Regions from separate parts of the Homo sapiens genome. Here region 2 is linked to region 1. The links are chromatin loops, found by intact Hi-C in ENCODE. Cell type or tissue: Caco-2. All regions are shown on one strand. Links, peaks and the distances in the headings refer to the core of each region. The heading gives the core; the rest is flanking DNA.

The links. Peaks named below come from ENCODE experiments on the same cell type or tissue, not always from the same donor. Only the 100,000 strongest peaks of a DNase experiment are listed, where the experiment ranks them.
Region 2: a loop joins it to region 1, with 6 times the contacts of the local background. A loop is called at or near these places in 2 of 110 quality-filtered maps.

The regions. Positions count from the first base shown.
Region 1 is chr10:21,610,507-21,618,842 of GRCh38, forward strand. It overlaps MLLT10 (MLLT10 histone lysine methyltransferase DOT1L cofactor), which reads left to right. Exons shown (of 23, transcript NM_001195626.3): 6 at 1,842-1,945; 7 at 4,325-4,418; 8 at 6,606-6,701. Among named protein-coding and RNA genes, the nearest start is that of MLLT10, 80 kb to the left of the region's middle. In Caco-2, for the core only: no CTCF peak of the experiment used is centred there; no DNase peak of the experiment used is centred there.
Region 2 is chr10:21,552,224-21,560,559 of GRCh38, forward strand. The region is part of intron 3 of MLLT10 (MLLT10 histone lysine methyltransferase DOT1L cofactor); the gene reads left to right. Among named protein-coding and RNA genes, the nearest start is that of MLLT10, 22 kb to the left of the region's middle. RefSeq lists an enhancer at 3,266-3,848. In Caco-2, for the core only: no CTCF peak of the experiment used is centred there; a DNase peak (open chromatin) is centred at 3,228.

The DNA of each region.
Region 1 (8,336 bases), core at 72-8,071:
TTTTCTGTATGTCGGTAGGACAATTCCAGAGACTACTTGACTGTTTTTCACCTGTGAAATGGTTACTTCTCTGGGGAGGAGATCTCCCATTCTGGATGTTTCACCCCCCTTCTTTTTTTTTTTTTATAAATAAAAATTATCATATTTTTAAGTTTTATGGGATGGTTAAGTAATGATTTCTATTCACTGTCAGCTCTTTGGAAGTTACTGAGGTATTTGAGGCCTCTTTTGCATATTTTCCCCAAATTTTGCCATATAGAGTGTTACTGTTTCAATGTGCTCTATTTTTAAATTTTTTTGATCATTTGTAGGCAAAAATGCATGCTAAATTCTTCCATTGTAACTAGTACTTAGGAATACTTTTATTCAGTGTGTCTAGATAGGTTTTGTTGTTATTTGGGATTTTACTTTTTAGAGGTATAAAATGATGTTTGTAATTCAGTTGAGTCTGAATCCTAGTTTTTCTTTCTTTTTTCTCTTTTTTTTTTTTTTTTTTTTCCTTTTTTTGAGATGGAGTTTCTCTCTTGTTGCCCAGCCTGGAGTGCAATGGCATGATCTTGGCTCACTGTAACTTCCACCTCCCTGGTTCAAGCGACTCTCCTGCCTCAGCCTCCTGAGTAGCTGGGATTACAGGCATCTGCCACCATGCCCGGCTATTTTTTTTTTTTTTTTTTGTAATTTTAGTACAGACAGGGTTTCACCATGTTGGCCAGGCTGGTCTCGAACTCCTGACCTCAGGTGATCCACCCATCTCGGCCTCCCAAAGTGCTGGGATTACAGGTGTGAGCCACCACGCCCAGAGAATCCTAGGTTTTCAATAGAGGAGTTGAAATCATGTACCTAGTTAGATAATTAGTTTTTTTTTTTTTCTGTGTCCTTGTAAATATTGTTGCATGGTGTTATTTGGCACCACAGTGCAAAGTGAATGAAACCATTTGGTTGTGTTGAAGTTGGGCTAGGTTATGCTTTATTACTATTTAGAAATTAGTTTCTTTTTCAACATGTATCACCTGATTATATGTAGTTAGACATAACTTTTTGTATCCTCAACTTGGAGTCTGCTGATTTTATTCATTATACACCGATACTTACAGATTGTTGTTTTTGCAGTTCAGTCTTCTGTCACATGACCAGCCATGATTTTGAGCTGTGAAAAGTTAATATTGCGTATTAGTTACTTGCACATGGAAAATGGAAGATGTCAGTCAAAGTTTCTCGGGGTGTTCATTGGCTTTGTATCTCTTGGGCATTTCTGACCTACTTAGCTAAAGTATCTTCTTCTGTAGCCCACATATGTCAGCTTGGTGGGGCTGAATGACAGCCTACCCGTATAGGATTCCTCACAGACAGTGGAAATGAATGACCTAAACGTTGCTAATTCGTGTAGGGCTGTTATTTGTCTCTTAGGTCCCAATACCCTGTTTCAAACCCTCTTAGATATGATTATTTCCTGCAGAGGGGAAAGATAAACATTGTTTTTACACCCTTGTTACAGGAATCAGTCTTGATGACAAGGTGTTGGGAAGAAGAGGTGTGGTAGATTGTGTCCTGGCCCGCCAGCCTCAGTGCCTGGGAAGAGTCTTCCTGTCTTGCAAAGTTTGTGAGACTGATGAAGATAATGCCTTTGTGAATTTTTTTAATAGGACTATTTGTATGTCTTTGTTTATATTTTTCTGTTTGTATTGTATGCAAAAATTAGATTATTGTCCAAAATGAATTCATATTTTGAGTTAAGATAGGTTACTTAGTATACCTGATCTTCATTTCTGAAGATAATTGTAAAATTCTGATTCATGTTAAGAACATGTATGATTTTTGTCTTTTTTTTTTTTAACCCCAAGACTTGCTACATTTGTGATGAACAAGGAAGAGAAAGCAAAGCAGCCACTGGTGCTTGCATGACATGTAATAAACATGGATGTCGACAGGCTTTCCATGTAACATGGTAAGGATGTTTCCATTGTTGCACAGAACTGAACTTGGTAAATACCTTGTGTAACAATCATAAGTTAAAGACTTAGATACTCAAACATTAATTATGGTAAACTTTATTGGTATAGTTTCTATGTTCACATTTACTTATTTGTAATAAAGATAATTTTAATAACTGAATGTATTTACCAGAGTGATTTTGCAATAAGTGGACTCTGGTTCTGATGTTTTATTCTCTGTAAGCTTCAGTTTCGTCTTGTTTAAAATTTTGGTATTGATTACCTATCCTTCGATTTGTTATTATGATTAAATGAGCTAATCTAGGTAAGCTTAGTGCAGTGTCTGAATACAAGGATTCGGTGAATGATAGTACTTCCTTACCTTCTGTGTCTCAAGTGAGAAGTAGTGTAACCACTGTCATTCTCAATATTACAATGGCGACTTCACAAAAACTTATTTAAGATACTCTTTCATGCCGGGTGCAGTGGCCCACACCTGTAATCCCAGCACTTTGGGAGGCCGAGGTGGGTGGATCACCTGAGGTCAGGAGGTCCAGACCAGCCTGGCCAACATGGCAAAACCGTGTCTCTACTAAAAACACAAAAATTAGCCAGGTGTGGTGGCACATGCCTGCAATCCTAGCTACTTGGAAAGCTGAGGCAAGAGAATCGCTTAAACCTGGGAGGTGGAGTTTGCAGTGAACCGAGATTGCGCCATTGAACTCCAGCCTGGCGACAAACCAAGACTCTGTCTCAAAAAAAAAAAAAAAAAAAAAAAAAAGATATTCTTTCAGCAACAAAATTTCAAGGGCAAAAATTATTTACAACAATATATTTTACATAATAGGTAACAGTTCCAAATAAAAAGTTTGGGAATAATCTGTGCACTAATTTTAAGAATCAGTCTATGCTTCACTGCCAGTGTAAGTACATGCTCATTTCCTGAGTTTTTAGTGTGTAGTTATATGAAATCTGTTTTATACTACTATTGTGAAATGGAAAACGGTTTTTGACTTTTATAAATTCTCGTAATGACTGTACCAAATTTCTCAAAGATGAAAGTAGTTTTTGGGGTATGAGATCTGTATACTAATATAATTTTGGAATGTTAAAAGTGTGAAAGGTCAAATTGAAAAGATGGTGATTAGAAACTTCAGCGTTTTGTGTTTTTAAAAATGAATATGCTAGGCACTGTGGCTTACGCCTGTAATCCCCAGCACTTTGAGAGACAGAGGTGGGCAGATTGCCTGAGCTCAGGAGTTCAGAGCCACCCTGGGCAAGGTGGTAAAACCCCATCTCTACTACAAATATGAAGAAATTAGCCGGGCATGGTGAAGCATGCCTGTAATCCCAGCTACTCGGGAGGCTGAGATGGGAGCATTGCTTGAGCCCCAGAAGGCCGAGGTTGCAGTGAGCTGAGATCATGCCACTGTACTCTGGCCTGGGTGACAGAATGAGGCTCCATCTAAAAAAAAAAACAAAAAACAAACAAAACGAATATTAGCTGGGTGCAGTGGCTATGCCTGTAATCCCAGCACTTTAGGAGGCCAAGGTGGGAGGATCGCTTGAGTTAAAGAGCAGTCTGGGCAACATAGCAAGACACCTCATCTCTACTAAAAATAAAAACAAAATTAGCCAGGTGTGATGGTGTACTCCTGTAGTCCCAGCTATTTGGGAGGCTGAGGTGGGAGGATTGCCTGAGCCCAGGAGGTTAAGGCTGCAGTGAGCTTTCATTGCACCACTGCACTCCAGCCTGGGTGACAGAACGAAACCCTGTTTTTTTTTTTCAAAAAAAAAAAAAAAAAAAGAATATTGTAACATTAGGTTTCATTTTCATTTCTTCCATTGCTTTTTACTGAAAAGCACAATTTATGTTTATCTCGCTTATTGTGCTGTGACTTAAAGCACTTAGAGTTGCAAATTTAGTCTTGAGTGAATGCATGTTTTCCTTGTAAGGTTATGTAATCTGCATCCATGGGCTAAATACCATCACTTCGGCCCTTTAGAGGCATGGCCTTTCCATTTGTACCTGTGACAGATTGAAAAAGTAAAATGAAGTGTTAACTGATGGGGTGGGATTGAGGGGGAAGAGAATGTATCTTAAACTTAATATCTATTTGGAGACATAAAACATGTGTACATCTTCATCCTAATATGAGATGTGTGAAGAGTTTGTTTTAAGCCATAAACATAACTTTAAAAAAAGATCAGTTGCAGGTTGGGGTGAAATACACTTGGTCACAGCTAGAATAAAGCTTTTTATTTTCTCATTTTTTTCTTAGGAGATGTTATTTTCTCAGAGCATGAATGATTGGAAGTAAATTTTATTTGCTTATATATACAGGTACTGTGATTTTAGTATATCAATAAATATACTTGGCTTTTATTTTCAGCGCTCAGTTTGCCGGACTGCTTTGTGAAGAAGAAGGTAATGGTGCCGATAATGTCCAATACTGTGGCTACTGTAAATACCATTTTAGTAAGCTGGTAAGAATTTCTCTTGGATTTAATGAAATGATTATGATTAGTTTTGACAATAGAATGACACTGTTTTATTAAAAAAAGCATATAACAGTTCCTTTTTCCTTGAGTTTTTGGCTGGAGATTGTGTTTAGCATGTTCTTTATTGGAAGTAAATAGATCTGTTAATAGTAATTTTAAAAGATTTTGCTTGCTTCGGTGTATTTGTAAAGGTGAATATTCTAAAGTACTCTCATTTAGAATATATATTAATATTAGGCCGGGTGTTGTGGCTCACACCTGTAATCCCAGCACTTTGGGAGGCCGAGGCGGGTGGATCACCTGAGGTTGGGAATTGGAGACCAGCCTGACCAGCATGGGGAAACCTCGTCTCTATTAAAAATACAAAATTAGCGGGGTGTGCTGGTGCATGCCTGTAATCCCAGCTGCTTGGGACGCTGAGGCAGGAGAATTGCTTGAACCCAGGAGGTGGAGGTTGCAGTGAGCCGAGATCCTGCCATTACACTCCAGCCTGGGAAACAAGAGTGAGACTCCGTCTCAAAAAAAAAAAAAAAAAGAAAAAAAAAAAGAAAATATATAAATATTGATAGTGAATGTTGGTATACATTTAGTGAAAAAATTAATCTGTAGGAAACTTTATATTTTTAAGGTCTTTAGTTAATTGGATTTTTGGTGCCAATTTTACATTTTGTGATTATCACTTTGTTTCTCATTTTCTGCTTAATTACTATTACCCATTTATTTATTTTCATTTTTATTTACTGGGAAATAGTAAAACTGAAGTAAGGCTGTTTTGTAACTTGCTTAAAAACCTTCAGAAAAATATATTTAAATACAACTTTGGGAATTCTTTAGATTTGGTCACTATTTGCTGTCACACAGGATCATGGTGATTGAGTTAGTAACATTTGATTGGGTGTTACATATTTGTATCCATGTTCCTTTGAAGGGTCAGTATGCCTGAAGTCCCGAGTATCTACTTCTCATTCTTTTTAATGGTAGATATTAATACACTGAAGGTTTAAGGCTTCTTTATTTTTCTTTTGGTTTCTAATTTTTAAATTATTATATTTCCCTTGTGAATGGGGCTATTTCTTTTGAAAATAAATACTACAAGGGGCCCCTGTTTTATGAAATGAGCAGTTTAGGCCTCTAATATTTTGGTTCTTGTATACGAATTACTTAAGAGTGTGTATCTGTGTATCCTTTGATGCTGAATGCTTTATTTTAATGACTTAACAAAAATTTTGAGATTATAAAATTGAAAATTTTTCTTCCTAGGTGTAATAAGCATATTGAAATACTCATTTTCTAAATGAGAGATGATATAAATAAAAAAATGGATTTTGAAGTTTGTGCAAATAGAATTTTCTTATTGCTAATTATAGACATGATGTTATCCCATTTGATAGTTGGGAAAAATATCTGTTTAATAATTTAATAAGATTGTATAATCTTTACATTTGCATGGAATTTGAACTTCTTTATAGTCATTTTTATCTAGTTTACACCAATTCGATGTGGTACCAACTTTTAAACACCTCAAATAACTCTCACCTTCATACTTAATTATGCAATGGTACAAGTGTTTTAAACAGAAATGTGTGATGCTTTTTAGTAATGCTTTGAAAAGTGCATGAGTCTAATACTGACATTTCCTTTAATTTTTTAATTTTTTTCTTTATTTGCTCTATCAAATAAAATGTGCAGGAATTATTTATTGAACTGCAGAGATAAATTTTTAGAAAACTGTATACCTTAATACTGATGGTATAAGATTAAAAGTCTTTTTGCTTTTCCTAGTGGCATAAAGTAACACTTCAAATATTTACCTTTCTATTCTTCTAGTCTTGGCACCCTTTTTTAATACGGCATTTTCTCTTTGTATTGAAACTTTTTATTTTTAAGCTGATGTTGAAAATATATAGTAGCTTATTTGAAAATAGATGATCTGTTTTCACACATTTTAATTAATTTACAAAAATATGGCATTAATGTTTAGATTTTCTTTTATAATGCAATGGATGATATATGAATGGTGTCTAAACTGGATTATATAGATTGAAATAGACTTAAAAATTTCAGTAGACATTAAAAATACTTTATAGTTGAATTGGTTTAAGCCTAACAAAAAGATTTGTTTAAAAAGTTTTATATACATATACATATATGTATATATATTTTCTTTTTTAGAAAAAGAGCAAACGGGGATCTAATAGGTCATATGATCAAAGTTTAAGTGATTCTTCCTCTCACTCTCAGGATAAACATCATGAGAAAGAGAAAAAAGTAAGTGGATTTGTTGTTGCTAAATTTGTAGCACATCTACTTAATAGAATTTTTTTTTGCCTTTTTAGATAAAATTACATTCTTGATAGTTAAATGGAGACATTGAAATATAGAAACATTTTGGCTAATAAAGAGTATTTAATGAAATGATAGGTTTAATGCCATATTTGTGAATATGGTTTTACCCATTGCAACTGAACATTTAGATTACAACTTTACTGAAAGCATGAGGGAAATTTCTTGCATGTGTTACTGTGGTCATCTTGCGAAATCTTTAGGTGACTTCAGCAATAATAGTTCGTTGCTATATATTATTAACTGATTTCTTCGCCTGTAAGTAATTATCAGCTTTTTTCCTTTATAATAGAACAATTTTGAAGTTCTATATATTCTTGGCTATTTTTTCTTTTTCAGTGGTGCTACTGGTTTATTAATTTTTTCTAGTGGCTACATGTCATGTCTTTTGTTTGAGAATATTTTGTCTTTTAATTAAAACACTAAAAGCTTGCCTAAATACTAATCTGTCTTTTTCTGACTTGCCTGTTTTTCCCGCTTACATTTTTACTTGCTTTATAGGAAATACTTTTTAATAAACTAAAAAATAATACTGGAAAATCATTTGTACTTAATTTGTTCTTTAATATGTTCTTTAAGAACATATTGCCATTAGCTGAGCATGGTGGTGGGCGCCTGTAGTCCCAACTACCCAGGAGGCTGAGGCGAGAGGATCGTTTGAGTGGAGGCTGTAGTGTGCTGGGATTGTGCCAGTGCACACCAGCTTGGGAGACAGAGTGAGACCCCTGTCTCTTAAAAATGAATCTATTATGAATTGTGTTTAAGGAAGTGAAGATAAAAAGGACATTGTCAAATGGAAAAGAATATTTTTCTTACAAAGTTGGTATATGCTAGTTTTGGAAATGTTTCTGCAGACTGTATTTAAAATTTAGATCTCTTATCATTTTCACATTTGTAAATATGATTTGGTAAATGCCAACAAATAATTGTTTAAAAACATTTTGGGCTGGGCGTGGTGGCTCAAGCTTGTAAGCCCAGCACTTTGGGAGGCTGAGGGAGGTGGAGGAGTTTGAGACCAGCCTGGCCAACATGGTGAAACTGTGTCTCTACTAAAAATACGAAAAAAAAAAATTATTCGGGCCTGGTGGTGGTTGTTTGTAATCCCAGCTACTCAGGAGGTTAAGGCAGGAGAATCACGCTTGAACCCAGGAGGCAGAGATTGCAGTGAGCCGAGATCATGCCACTGCACTCCAGCCTGGGCGACGGAGCGATACTCTTGTCTCAAAAGAAAAAAAAAATTTTTGGTTTGAGTTAGTGCTTTTTCAAGGTAAACATTGTAGAAACTTAAGTAGTTTTGAGAGTAAATTCTCTATCATGAGTGAAATAATTATAACTTAGGGCTGTTGTTTGGCATTTATTTATTTATTTAGAGACAGAGTCCCACTCTGTTGCCCAGGCTGGAGTGCAGTGGTGTGATCTCAGTCTACCGCAACCTCTGCCTGCTGGGTTCAAACGATTCTCGTGTCTCAGCCTCCCTAGTAACTCTGTCGCCCAGGCTAGAGTGCAGTGGCGTGATCTCGTGTTATTGCAACCTCTGCTTCCCGGGTTCAAGTGATTGTC
Region 2 (8,336 bases), core at 22-8,021, 58 kb before region 1:
TTTTTGCTAATTTCCAAGACAAAAATATACAGCAGTGTTATTACTTTTTGGTGTTAATTTTTATTTTTTTCCTCTGTGATTAATATTTGTTCTGTATTTCAGCTTTCCTTGTGTTTTTTTTCTTCTAAGACTATAAGACTAAATCTTTGTATATCTTCTTATTGCTTTTTTTTTTTTTTTTTTTGAGATGGAGTTTTGCTTTTGTCACCCAGGCCAGAGTATAGTGACAGTGATCTCAGCTCACTGCAACCTTCACCTCCTGGGTTCAAGCGATTCTCCTGCCTCAGCCTCCTGAGTAGCAAGGATTACAGGCGCCTGCCACCACGCCTGGCTAGTTTTTGTATTTTTAATAGAGACGGGGCTTTACCGTGTTGGCCAGGCTGGTCTCGATCTCCTGACCTCAGGTGATCCACCCGCCTCGGCCTCCCAAAGTGCTAGGATTACAGGCGTGAGCCACCATGCCCGGCCTCTCTCATTGCTTTCTTAAATAATCTGCATGGTTATCGTATTAGGTCGTTTATAGATTCACTTTTCCTTTCCTTCCTTTTATCTTCTTTTCTGTTTATTTTCTTCTTCCTCTTCTTTCCGTCTCCTCTTTCTCCTCTCTTTGATTTTATTCTTCTCTGTTCCTCCTTGCGCCTTCCTCCTCCCTCTTTCTTCTCTCCCCTTTTACTTTCCCTTGTCTTTCCTCCCCCTTCCTTTCCTTTTTAAACCAGGGACCTTCTTCTGGGTACCATCTGCTTGCTCCCATCTGGTCTGTTTGCTCCTTAGGCTTGCTGGAGCATCCTAAGGAACATCCCTTCACCATTATCTTGGAGTTTTCTTCTTGCTTATATTGGATTCCCTGTTTTTCTATCCCCCTACTCCCCTGTTTCTTTATATTTAAGAAGGCACATCTTCTGGCAGCTTCATAGGAAAAGGCGCATGAGAAATAAATTAGGGTTTTGCATGGTTGATAAAATGGGATTGCTATCTTACTTGATTGTTTGACAGAATACATAGAATTCTTGGTTGGAAATCATTTTCCGTCAGAATTTGAAGATATTTCTCTACTGCCTTTTAGCTTTCAGTGTTACTGTTAGCAAGTCCAAAGCAGTTCTAATTTTTTTTTTTTTTTTTTGAGAAGGAGTCTCACTCTGTCACCTGGGCTGGAGTGCAGTGGTGTGATCTCTGCTCACTACAACCTCTGCATCCCGGGTTCAAGAGATTTTCCTTCCTCAGCCTCCCGAGTAGCTGAGACTACAGGCGTGTGCCACTATGCCCAGCTCAGTTTTGTATTTTTAGTAGAGATGGGGGTTTCGCCATATTGGCCAGGCTGGTCTCAAACTCCTGGCCTCAAGTGATCTACCTGCCTCAGCCTCCTAAAGAGTTGGGATACAGACATGAGTCACCACACCCAGCTGCAATTCTGATTTCTTTTCCTTTTCCTTTTCTTTTTTTTTTTTTCAGACAGGGCCTCTCTGTCGCCCAGGCTGAAGTGCAGTGACGTGATCTTGGCTCACTGCAAACTCTGCCTCCCGGGTTCAAGTAATTCTCTTGCCTCAGCCTCCCGAGTAGCTGAGATTATAGGCATGCGCCACCATGCCTGGCTAATTTTTGTATTTTTAGTAGAGATGAGGTTTCACCATGTTGGCCAGGCTGGTTTCGAACTCCTGAACACAGGTGATCTGCCCGTCTCAGCCTCCCAAAATGTTGGGATTACAGGCATGAGCCGCTGCACCCAGCCGATTCTGATTTCTTTTTAATCGTTTGTATGTGGTAGTTCTTTCTGGATTTAGTATTTTCTCTTTAACCTGGTTATTCTGATACTCACGATGGTGTGCTTGCTTATACTCATTGTACTAGGTACACAGTGGTCCTTTTGATTTGTTAGCTCCTGTTTTGGAATGTGAGTTTAGGTCAGGGAGAAAGTTTTTGAATTATTTCTTTGATAATTTCCTCAGTTCTGCTTTGTTTGCCTTTTCTGTATTTAAAAAAAATTTTGGATGTTAGACTTTCTAATCTGATCCTATAATTTTTGTATTTTCTGTTTCAGTTCTTTAACTCTTTTTACTCTATTTTCTGAGGTGATTCCTCACTTTCTCTTCCAACTCTTCACTTAAAAATTTTTTTGTTTGTTTGAGACAGCATCTTGATATTGTAGCCCACGCTGACCTTGAAAGTGATTCTCTCAGCCTTCCATAGAGTTGGGATTATGGGCGTGCCACTACTCCTGGCCCTCCTTCACTTAAATTTTTTTTTTTTTTTTTGAGATGGAGTCTTGCTCTGACCCCAGGCTAGAGTGCAGTGATGTGAGCTCAGCTCACTGCAACCTCCGCCTTCCGGGTTCAAGTGATTCCCCTGCCTCAGCCTACCAGGTAGCTGGGATTACAGACACGCACCACCACGCCCGGCTAATTTTTTTTTTTTTTGTATTTTGGTAGAGATGAGGTTTCACCATGTTGGCCAAGATGGTCTCGATCTCCTGACCTCGTGATCTGCCCGCCTCGGCCTCCCAAAGTGCTGGGACTACAGGCTCTGAGCCACCGGGCCCGGCCCCTTCACTTTAATTTTTCAAGATGGTTATACTAATTTCTTCCTTTGTTTGTTTTTCTTTCTTTCTTTCTTTTTTTTTTTTAGACAGAGTTTTGCCGTGTTTCCCAGGCTGGAGTGCATTGGTGCGATCTTGGCTCACTGCAACCCCTACCACCCGGGTTCAAGCAATTCTCAGGCCTCAGCCTCCCGAGTACCTGGGATGACAGGCGCACGCCACCATGCCCAGCTAATTTTCTATTTTAGGTAGAGACGGGGTTTCACCATGTTGGTCAGGCTGGTCTCGAACTCCTGACCTCAGGTGATCCACCCGCCTTGGCCTCCCGAAGTGCTGGGATTACAGGCGTGAGCCACTGTGCCCGGCCATACTTTTTAATTTCTAAGGACTCTTTATGCTCTCAGCTGCTCCTTATTTTTGTAATCTTCTGTTCAAGTTTCTTGGATACAATTTATTTTAATTTAAATTTAATTTAATTTTATTTTTTTGAGACAGAGTCTTGCCTGTCACCCAGGCTGCGGTGCAGTGGTGTGATCTTGGCTCACTGCAGTCCCCACCTCCTGGATTCAAGCAATTCTCCCTTCTCAGCCTCCTCAGTAGCTGGGATTACAGGCGCCTGCCACCACGCCTGGCTAATTTTTGTATTTTTAGTAGAGACTGGGTTTTGCCATGTTGGCCATGCTGGTCTCAGACTCCTGACCTCAGGTGATCCACCCTCCTCCACCTCCCAAAGTGCTGGGATTACAGGCGTGAGTCACAATGCCTGGCTGATACTTTAATTGGAGGTTTTTGTTTTGTTTCAGTTACGAAACTTTCTTCTGCTCCTTGAACTCTTCTTTTGTACTGTTTTGGCCTGTCTTTCGTGTTAGTGACTTTATGTAAAAATCTGGTGATTCTCAGCCTTGATTCAAATGTAAGACAATTTTTTTTTTTTTTTTTTTGAGAGGGAGTTTCACTCTTGTTGCCCAGGCTGGTGTGATCTTGGGTCGCCACAACCTCTGCCTCCCGGGTTCAAGTGGTTCTTCTGCCTCAGCCTCCTGAGTAGCTGGGTTTATAGGCATGCACCACGATGCCCAGCTAATTTTGTATTTTTAGTAGGAACAGGGTTTCTTCATGTTGGTCAGGCTGGTCTCGAACTCCCGACCTCAGGTGATCCACCTGCCTCCGTCTCCAAAAGTGCTGGGATTACAGCACTTTTTCAAGTGGTGTGAGCCACTGTGCACGGCCCTTTTTTTTTTTGGACACGGAGTCTCGCTCTGTTGCCTAGGCCAGAGTGCAATGGTGCGATCTCGGCTCACTGCAACCTTCGCCTCCCGGGTTCAGGCAATTCTCCTGCCTCCGCCTCCTGAGTAGCTGGGACTACAGGCATGCGCCACCACACCTGGCTAATTTTTGTATTTTTAGTAGAGACGGGGTTTCGCCATGTTGGCCAGGCTGGTCTCAGGGTGGTCCGCCCTCCTCGGCCTCCCAAAGTGCTGGGATTACAGGTGTGAGCCACCGTGCCCAGCCTCAAATTTAAGACAAATTCTTAATGAGTGGATTGGAAGTTTTGTGTGAGCAGACATTATTGAGTGATAGACTTCATCATAAGTGATCTAGCGGGGTTCTTAGCTTAGTAAGAGAGAAATATATCTGATCATGATCACCTGTTTGGGGTTGACAAACCTGGTTACCAATATTCCTTTAGCCAGATGGATGTTGGAATTTGAGGATTTAGAATTACACTTTTATGATTCTTGTTTTTCTTCAGCTGCTCCTGGTGTCTCTGAGTGTAGATTTCTTCCATTTACCCTCTCTAGGAAATTAAGCTTTGCAGTTTTCTAGGGCAGGTGAGAGCCAGTTACGCGTTAGTATGTAGTGAATAAGGGATTGTTTTGATTGCTTTTCAGATGGTATGCAATTCCTGTTGGTTAGCCTCATCTGAAAACGTCACTCCTGGATACATAGAACATCACTGCGCATGTGCATCTCCCCACCCCCGATGCCTGGTGTCTAACGTTCCTCCAGTTTCTGGTGCTCTGATGCATTGCTTTTGGGCTTGTCTTACTACAGCAGCTTTCTTCGGTCCTCAGTCATTTACCACTTGTCATATGTCCTTTCTAGTTTCCAGGGATATTCTTTTTTATATTTATGGCTTTATGCCATTTATCTCAGTTGTCATTTGGCGTTTCAAGAAGGAGAGGTGGTAGTGTTTAAGTGGAATTAACTACTTGTGTTTCTGATGTGGTCTTTTATATTTCTTACAGGGTTTTGTTTTACCAAGTACTAGTCTTCAGTCTATCCTGTTTACTTGATTTTTTCCCACTCAACTCACAAACATTTTTGAATCATCTCATGAATTCTGCTTTCCATTTACATTTTTGCCCTTTTGTCTTTTCCTCTTCGCTGTTAAACTTCCTGAAAAAATAAAACTAGTTGATTCACTTCTTCAAATGCCTACTGTGTTGTTATTTTTCCCCTTGTGCTTAATGATTGAGTTATAACTCAGTTATTATAAGTAATAGTTTATGAAATCTGTATTTGATATAACACTTTCATCATGGACACTGTCCATTTTGTTCTTCAGTGACTCTTAACATAAAAGATCCACGTACAAGAAGTTCTTTTAATAATAAAGCATCAGGAAAATTATCTCCCTTGCGTATCTGGTATATTTCCTCCTTTTTGATAGATCTGTGAAATACATTCTGTTTGTCTTTTTGTCCTGGTTACCAGGCAGCCTAGAACCAAATCTGGTCTTTAGTTACATCAGCTATATTAATATCATTATTAGTATATTTGTTCCCTCTTTCTCCTTCCGTGGGGTTTAGGACTTCACCTCTTATCTCTGTTTCTCTGCGTGTTGATTTCATTCTCTCATACTACAGACTCTACTTCATGAGGCTGGAACCATGACTGCTGGCAGCTCTTGTTTCCAGCCCCTTTTACCAGAAGAAGGGGCTCTCTAGAAGAATCCTGGAAAGGACTCTGATTGGCCTGTCTTGGATCATGTGCCCATCATCTCTGTGGCTGGAGTGGGGAGGGTACTGTGAATGGCAACCCTCACTAGAACTACATAGTTGGAGTCAGGGGTAAGAGCAGTTTCCATAATGCAGGGGGGTGGGTGCTGTTTGCAAAACAAGGGGGATGCTTATGAAGCAGAAAAACAATAGATGTCTATCATACTGGCTTTTATTATTTTTCTTTTTTTTTTTCTTTTTTTTTTTTTTTTTTGGAGACAGAGTCTCGCTCTTTTGCCCAGGCTGGAGTACAGTGGTGCGATCTGGGCTCACTGCAACCCCTGCCTCCCGGGTTCAAGCAATTCTCTGGCCTCAGCCTCCCAAGTAGCTGGGATTACAGGTGCCTGCCACCACGTCCAGCTAATTTTTTGTATTTTTAGTAGAGATGGGGTTTTGCCATGTTGGCCAGGCTCGTCTCGAACTACTGACCTCCGGTGATCCACCCACCTCGACCTCCCAAAGTGCTGGGACTACAGGCGTGAGCCACTGTGCTTGGCCTTATTTTTCTTTTTTTAATTGTTATAATACTTGTCCTTTATTGTAGACTGCCTCAAATCCTTTTCTAAAAATTTTAGGTTTAAGTATATTAAATATCCTAAAATAACATAAACTCCTATTCATTCACTCTTTAAGGGTGCAGTGAGCTATGATCATGATCCTGCCACTCTACTCCAGCCTGGGTGACAGAGGAGACCCTATCTCTAAGAAAAAAGAAAAAAATCAAAATATGATCATGGGCTTTGGAGTCAGATGAACTAAATATATGACTGAGCAAGTTTCTTCTTCTTTTTTTTTTTTAATTTTTAATTAAAGAATAGAGGTGGGGTTTTGCTATGTTGCCCAGGCTGGTCTTGAACTCCTGGCCTCACGCAGTCCTCCCTCCTTGGCCTCCCAAGGTGCTGGGATTACAGGCATGAGTCATTGTGCCCAACCTCTTTTCAAAAAATTTTTATTTTTTTAAATTTTAAGTAGAGACATCTATTTGTTTTGACACTATTCCTCTCAGTTCCACAGTGGCACTATGTCATAAATCAGCTGTTAATATTTGTATGCATTTCTTTCTGAACTTTGTGTTCTTTTTATGTGCCTTTGTGCGAGAACCACAGTTTTAAAATTACTATAGCTTCATATTAATAATAACTCTGGATACAAGATACCAGAAAGAATTAGTCCTTCTATATTGTGTTCCTTTTTTGTTGTTGTTTTAAGTATCTTGCCACTTCTTAGCTCTTTGCATTTGATAAATATTTTGAACCATAATGTTCCACAAAAATGTTGCTAGTGTTTTGTTTGAGTTTGCATTGATTGTGTATATCAGTTTGGGGAGAATGGACTTCTTCTTTCTTTTTGAGACAGAATCTTGCTGTGTCGCCCAGGCTGGAGTGCAGTGGTACAATCTTGGCTCACTGCAGCCTCCGACTCCTGGATTCAAGTGATTCTCCTGCCTCAGCCTCCCAGGAAGCTGGGACTACAGGCATCCGCCACCACGCCTGACTAATTTTTGTATTTGTAGTAGAGAAGGGGTTTCACTATGTTGGCCAGGCTGGTCTCGAACTCCTGACCTTGTGATCCGCCTTGGCCTCACAAAGTGCTGGGATTACAGGCATGAGCCACTGCGCTTGGCAAGAATGGACATCTTTATATATAGTTTTGAATTTTTGAATCCATGAACATGGTAATCTGATTATTCAGATTTTCCATATTCATTGTGGTAAAATACACATAATACAAAATATACCATTTTAACCATTTTTATGTATACAGTTTAGTGGCATTAAGTACATTCACAGTGTTTATAACCGTCAGCAGTATATATTTCCAGAACTAATTCCAAAGAGAAATTCTGTACCTTGTAAGCATAACTCTCATTTCGCCCTCTCTATAGCCCCTGGTAACTTCTGTTTTCTTTCAAGTTGCCTAGTTTAGCTACTCATGTAAGTGGAATCTTATATTTGTTCTTTTGTACGTAGCTTATTTCACTTTGAATGTTTTCAAGGTTCGTCTATGTTGTAGCATGTACCAGAATTTGAATCTTGTTTATAGCTGAATACTACATAATCCATTGTTATGTATATACCGTGTTTTGTTTATCCATTCATCTGTTGATGGAAACTTGGGTTGTTTCTACCTTTTTGCTATTGTGAATAATGCTGAGCTGAACACTGGTATTCTAGCATCTGTTTGAATCTTTTTTTTTTGGGTCGGGTGGGTGTACATTAGGAATGAAGTTGCTGGATCACATGGTAATTCCGTTTGGCTTTTTTTTTCCTGAGACGGAGTTTCACTCTTGTTGCCCACGCTGGAGTGCAATGGTGTGATCTTGGCTCACTGCATCCTCCGCCTTCCGGGTTCAAGTGATTCTCCTGCCTCAGTCTCCTGAGTAGCTGGGATTACAGGCGTGCGCCACCACACCCGGCTAATTTTGTATTTTTAGTAGAGACAGGGTTTCTCCATGTTGGTCAGGCTGGTCTCGAACTCTCTACCTCAGGTGATCTGCCCGGGCTGGGCCTCCCAAAGTGCTGGGATTTGAGCCACCACGCCTGGCCTGTTTGGCCTTTTGAGGAACTGCCAAAATGTTTTTCACAGAGACTTCAGCTTTTTGTATTCCTACCAACAATGCATGAAGGTTCAGTCTTTTTCCACTCAAGTCTTTTTCAGTTTTCTTCAATTCTTCTTATTTTCTGTTGTTCTTACTGTTTTTGAGACAGGGTCTAGTTCTGTCATTCAGCATTGAAGTGCAGTGGCTTAAACATGGCTCACTGGAGCGTCAACCTCCTGGGATCAGGCAGTTGTCTCACCTAGACTCC